Linked DNA regions of Homo sapiens: region 1 is linked to region 2. The links are chromatin loops, found by intact Hi-C in ENCODE. Cell type or tissue: mammary epithelial cell. All regions are shown on one strand. Links, peaks and the distances in the headings refer to the core of each region. The heading gives the core; the rest is flanking DNA.

What was found. Peaks named below come from ENCODE experiments on the same cell type or tissue, not always from the same donor. Only the 100,000 strongest peaks of a DNase experiment are listed, where the experiment ranks them.
Region 1: it touches region 2 in a loop (18-fold over the local background); 5 of 110 quality-filtered maps call a loop at or near these places.

What each region holds. Positions count from the first base shown.
Region 1 is chr10:84,204,460-84,207,352 of GRCh38, reverse strand. It overlaps CDHR1 (cadherin related family member 1), which reads right to left. Exons shown (of 17, transcript NM_033100.4): 9 at 2,748-2,826; 10 at 1,426-1,526. Among named protein-coding and RNA genes, the nearest start is that of CDHR1, 11 kb to the right of the region's middle. In mammary epithelial cell, for the core only: a CTCF peak has its summit at 1,575; no DNase peak of the experiment used is centred there.
Region 2 is chr10:84,058,466-84,061,380 of GRCh38, reverse strand. No RefSeq gene overlaps it. Among named protein-coding and RNA genes, the nearest start is that of GHITM, 80 kb to the left of the region's middle. In mammary epithelial cell, for the core only: a CTCF peak has its summit at 1,660 (motif pointing left); no DNase peak of the experiment used is centred there.

The DNA of each region.
Region 1 (2,893 bases), core at 394-2,893, 150 kb before region 2:
TCTATTCCCACAGCAATGTGACTCTGCTCTCTACATCTTCTCCTCAACCTCTCTGATCCCTCCTGGGTTTCCTTTACCTGCCCCTCTCCTCCTCCTCACTCTCAGCCTCTTCACACAGCTCCCGCAGCTGTGCTTGGCCAATTGTCCTCTCTCTTCTTCTTCCTCTGGGTGCTTTTATTCCCTCCCATGCCTTCCACAGCTACCTGTAGGTTGACATTCTCTCCCACAATTCCAAACCTGTATGCCCAAGTTTTGATGTTTGAACTTGCATGTCCCTCGAGCCTTCAAATGCATCCTTCCTCACCTACTTCACTTGCCTGCTGTCCTGTACTCCTGACGGCACGGGACCACCTGGGCTTCATCTATCCCTCTCCCATCCCTTTCCCTCAAGATCAGGCAATTTCCTCATTCTGTGCAATCTGCCTCATGCATACTTTTCATTTTGTCCCTTTCTTCCATCCCACCTACCCTCAGCCCCACAGGCTGTCTTCCTCTGTTACTTTGGCCGATGGCTCTACCTCTCATCTAGTTCCCTCTGAACCCAAGTTGAGACCAGAGTTCTCAAATTCTGGCTGGGACTGGTACCAGAATTACCTGGGTGCTTATAATACGCAGATTCCTGGGTTTGCCCCAAACACACTGAATTCCTATGCCCGGGAGTGGATCCTGAAAATCTTGGTTGGCCCAAATCTCCAAATTTGGGAACTCCACTGGTCTGGTGAGCAGCCAGGTGAACTTTTCAAGTGGCTGTAATCCTGCTGAAAACCTTCCAATGGCTCCTTACTGCTCTTGGGTAGGACCAGCTACATAATTTGCAGGCCCAGCGAAAAATAAAAATATGGGATCCCTTGGTGAAATTATTAAGAATTCCAAGACAGCAAACAGCGAGCATTAAGCTTAGTGTGGGATCCTCCTAAGTATAGTCCTTGTGTGACTTCACAGGTCACATGCCCGGCTCTAGCGACAGATCCATACCTCCCATTCAGGACCTTTGCTCCTCTGGCCCCAGCCTGGGAGTCCAACGTTTCCTCCTTCTCCAGGCTGCCCATCTTTCTCTGCTCTGGCCTCAACTGACTCCTTGTTGTTCCCCCAATATATCAGTTCTCTCCCCTCCAGCCTGGGCTTGCTGCACTTTCCTGTCTTGGAATGCTTTCACTCCACCCCCACCCACCCAATGCCCGCCTCTGGCAGCATGCACCTGCAGGATCCCACCCATGCTCAGGCATTGCTGCTTCAGTTGCACCTCCTCTTGCCTTTCTGTGACTCCCTGTTTGTGAATTCATGTCTGGTGCAGGTGCTCTTTAGAACAACATCTAGCCCCCTCCCCAGACTATGGGCCCCAGGAAAAAGGGCCTGGGTGTCTTCACCTTTATAGACTTCCAGGGCCAAAGGTGGGCAGGGAAGACAAAGCTAGAGGGAGGGTACCTGTACATGCAGCTCATACACCTCTCTCTGGAGCTGGGCCGGGCTCTGAGTGATGGAGATGGCTCCAGATGTCTCATTAATTTCAAAGGCTCCATCGTTCCCTGTCAAGGGAGATGCACCCTGAAGTTCTGCACAGGACCACAGGGAGGCGCAGGGGAGTCGTGCCACAGGATCGTCCTGCATTGCCTAGGGAAGTCTTCATAGAATGGAATCCTGTCATCTGTGTCTTGTCAACATGGAAACAGTCTCAGAGGGGCTAAGTAACTTGTCTAAGGCTACACAGTTAGTGCAGATCTGGGACTTGAACTCACTTCTGTCCAGCTCCCACATTCCATACTGTGTCCCTTTTCTTATGCATAATACTATATGTGCATGTGTGCACGTGTGTGTGTGTGTGTGTGTGTGTGTGTGTGAAGAAAAGAGAAAGGAAGCAGGAGGACATACAGTGAGAGACGGACATGGAAGGGGAGGGGGGAAAGAAGGGACAGGAGGGAGGGAATAAAGAGAGGAGAGGGAGGGTGTGGAGTGGGACAGGCAGGAGATGGGGTGGGTGCTCAAGGACTGGGTAAAGGTTTGCAGTGGTGATGGGAAGGAAGGCAGCTGAGGTCCTGTGAGGCTGGGGAAAGGAGGCTGGCAGCCCACATGTGAGCTGCTGGAAAGTGAGTATGCACAGGCATGTCCTAGAGAAAGGCCGGGGCATATAGACATGCACACTTCTGGTACCAGGCACCAGATGCGATGCCCTGGCCTGGCCCAGGGACAGCTCATCTGGCTCAGTTGCTGCCCAGCTGTGGGAAGAGCACAGACTGTGGAGCTAGCAGGCTCAGGTTCAAATACAATGATGGAAACTTGGGATGCCTACTCAGCTTCTCTGAACTTCAGTTTTCTTGTCCATATATAGGGCTAGCACTAGGGAGATGCCATATCACCAATGCATTTGATTCATTTAATTCATCTATATGCTGTGGGATAACAATTAAAAAGAATGAGGAAAATACATAGCCACTTAAAAAGTGTGAGAAATGTTGCCACGCATTCCCATCAAGGAGCAAATACCCAGGGGGAGAGGAGCATGGGTTAGCACCTCCGTGTTGCTCTCAGCGCCCCTGCCCCATGCTCTCTTGGCTGTTGGATATCATGACAGGCAGGGACCGAAGCACACAACCCAGAGACTTGCTTGTCTTGGACACAGCCCTTCCTCTCCATACATCTTGTAATCCTGGTCCTACAGGTGAGGGAGCTGGAATCTAGAGAGGTTGAGGAACCTTGCTCTGGTCACCTAGAGAGTCAAAGCTGCAGCCCCCAAAGCTGCTCAGACTCACCATTTACAAGGCTGTAGAGAATTCGATTGGGTTTGCCCCGGTCTCCATCCATGGCGACCACCTTCAGTACCTCCGAGCCCTCGGGGAAACAGGAACAGCCGCTGCCTGATGGGCAATATGGGGACCCTCCCCTCCCCAAACAATGT
Region 2 (2,915 bases), core at 138-2,637:
AGTATTGTTCAATCTCCAGATTATTTCAGATTATAGATTCTTAAAAGTAGATTGTCAGAAAAAAGATGTGATCATTTTCTGGCTTCTGGATACATATTTTCAGATTCTTGAAGATAATCTAGAGAAGTTTGGGATGCTTGCAGGGTATGCCCCTAATATTTTGAGATTGGAATTAAAGAAGGAAATAATCACTTATATGTAAGTGATTACACATACTTATAAGTACATATTAAAGACAACATTATATATCACAAACCAGTCAGGAGACAGAATCCAGAGAGTAATTTGAACAGGGAAAATTTAATATAAAGAATTATTAACTTTATGTTATTTATATCAAGTTGATTGACTGTATTTTCTTATTTTCTGTATTCTTCATGCTCCAGCACTTGTAGCCTTGATCCTGGAAAGACTGCCCCTCCCAGGGCTAGCTAATTCCTAGAGATGGCCAATGACTCCTCTGTGAGCATATCATTGATATACAAACCACCAATCCAGAGCTGCATTGCCAACCATCTCCTTTATCAATCAATCAAGCCAATATTACCTATGGCATAAAAATCACCCTAGAGGCCGGGTGCGGTGGCTTATGCCTGTAATCCCAGCATTTTGGAAGGCTGAGGCGGGTGGACTACCTGAGGTCAGGAGTTTGAGGCCAGCCTGGCCAACATGGTGAAGCCCTGTCTCTAATAAAAATACAAAAAATTAGGCATGGTGGCAGGCACTTGTAATCCCAGCTACTTGGGAGGCTGAGGCAGGAGAATCGCTTGAACACGGGAGGTGGAGGTTGCAGTGAGCTGAGATTGCACCATTGCACTCTAGCCTGGACAACAAGAGCGAAACTCCATCTCAAAAAACAAAACAAAAAAACAAAAATCACCCTAGAGAGAGGTTTTGGACAACCAGGGACCACCCGTAAATAGCAAAGCACTTTGAAATTTTCAAACTACCCAATCCTAAGCTTATTCAGCATACCTATTCTGCCTTACCCATTCCTTCCTGTGAAAATCTTAATAGAGGGCTCTCTTCTCTCCCCTCTGCCAATCCTGGTGCTTTCCTTGGTGTCATGCTGTGCCTCCTGTTTGTAGGGATATATGAATATAAACTTCTTCCTTCATGACAATCATTTTCATGTCTGCATGTCTTATCATGCTTGACTAAAACAAATCCCAGGTATCTTTTGGCACATGAGGACATTACCCACTAGGAGAGAGAAAACTATGAAGAATGCAGAAACAACGGATAAGGGAAACAGCTCAGCCATTGCTTCTAAGATGGTGGCAGAATATCAAAGAAGGAACAAATCTTGAAGAGGTCCTTCTTTAGAGCAGAAATCCAGATCTAATTGAAGAGCGCCGTGGGTCATGGCCCACTGAGTTGAAGAGAAGCTTTTTAAGGTGTTTCTCCTGTGGGACTCACTAAGACTCGAGCCCTCTAGGGTGCTGGGGCAAGATGTTCCCAGGATTGCATCTTGTTGCAGAATCTACTAAGGAGCTACTCGTGAGATTGGTGCTACTGAAATTCACAGGGTCGATGTGGTAGTGTGGGTATCCCTGGTGCCCCTGCCTGCTAGCTCCTGCCCAGATACGCAAGCAGAGAAGATAGGTTGGAACCAGGAGGAGATGCCTACTCCTCTTTAGGGGTTCTCAGTGCCCTCTACTGACAAAATCTAGCATTTTGCCAGCTGAGAAGGGGGAAATGTCCTCCCTTTCCAGGAGGCCAGTGAAGGTGGATTTGGAGGTGAGAGGCAAATATACCAACTTCTGTTCCTCCCTGACTGAGGGTCTCTTCTAGGGCATGAATTCATTAGCACTCTGGCCCTGCTCTGCAATGGCCTGTTATACTCTCATGGCCAAGTTCCTGGACCAAACTGAGGGTTGGGCTGCTATTTCTCATGGCCCAATAATGAGATGTAGATGAACTGGGGAGGAAGAGTTTTTATTTCTGCAACCAGGTACGGGGAGAAGGCCTGGAAATTATTGCCAGACCAACTCAAAATTACAGTTTTTCAGAGTTTATATATCTTCTAAGCTATATGTCTAAATGTAAATGTGCATTCATCTAAAGACATTAGTGATTAACTTATTTTAATCTATAGCTAAGGTCTGAGTCCTGAAGAATTTCCTCTGGAGCTTCTGTAAATTTACTTAATCTAAATGGGATCAGGTGCTGGGGTGATTACCCTTATCTCGTCTCCTGCTAAATCACGGAGGTTTAGGGAGTTCCTTCAGGTCCTCAATAACCTTGTTTGTGGAGGCCTGGGGAGTTTATTCAGACCCACAATAAAACGTAATCCTAGATGGTCCTGTTAAGAATTCCTTTGTTATTTTTTCCTGCATTAAGTCCCAGGAAAGGCCTAGGCAAAACTCTTGGTGGGCTTTTGTTACATCCCAGCCTTTGTATAAGGGCACTGGCTTTTAATATTCAACTTAACCACTCAGTACTGAAACAGTTGTTATGGAGGCTTGAGTTACTGAGACCTAGCCTGCCACAGCCAGAGAAAGCACTCAGTTTGTCCTGGATGGTGGGTGCCCTAGGGATATGGTTGCAGCACCCACAGCATCTGCAGTAGGTACTTATCACACACAGTATATATTGATCTATGTTCCTTATTGTCTGTGTTCCTGCCCTAGAATGTAAGCTTTAGGAATGCAAGGGTTTGGTCTGGTTTATAGACTGCAGCTAGAACAGTGCCTGGCACATAGGGAAGGCTCAATTCATTTCTGGTGAATTAATGAATGCATTTCCCAAGGGTCTCAAGGAAAGAATGTGAGCATTAATGGCTCTGGGTTACCCACAGTATTACTTTGTGGACTCTGGAGATCCCTTTGCTAATCTTGGGCTGGTAAACAGAGAGACATTCGGAGCAGCCCACACATTCCCTTTCAAAATGACTGTGAGAGTGGCAGCTTTAA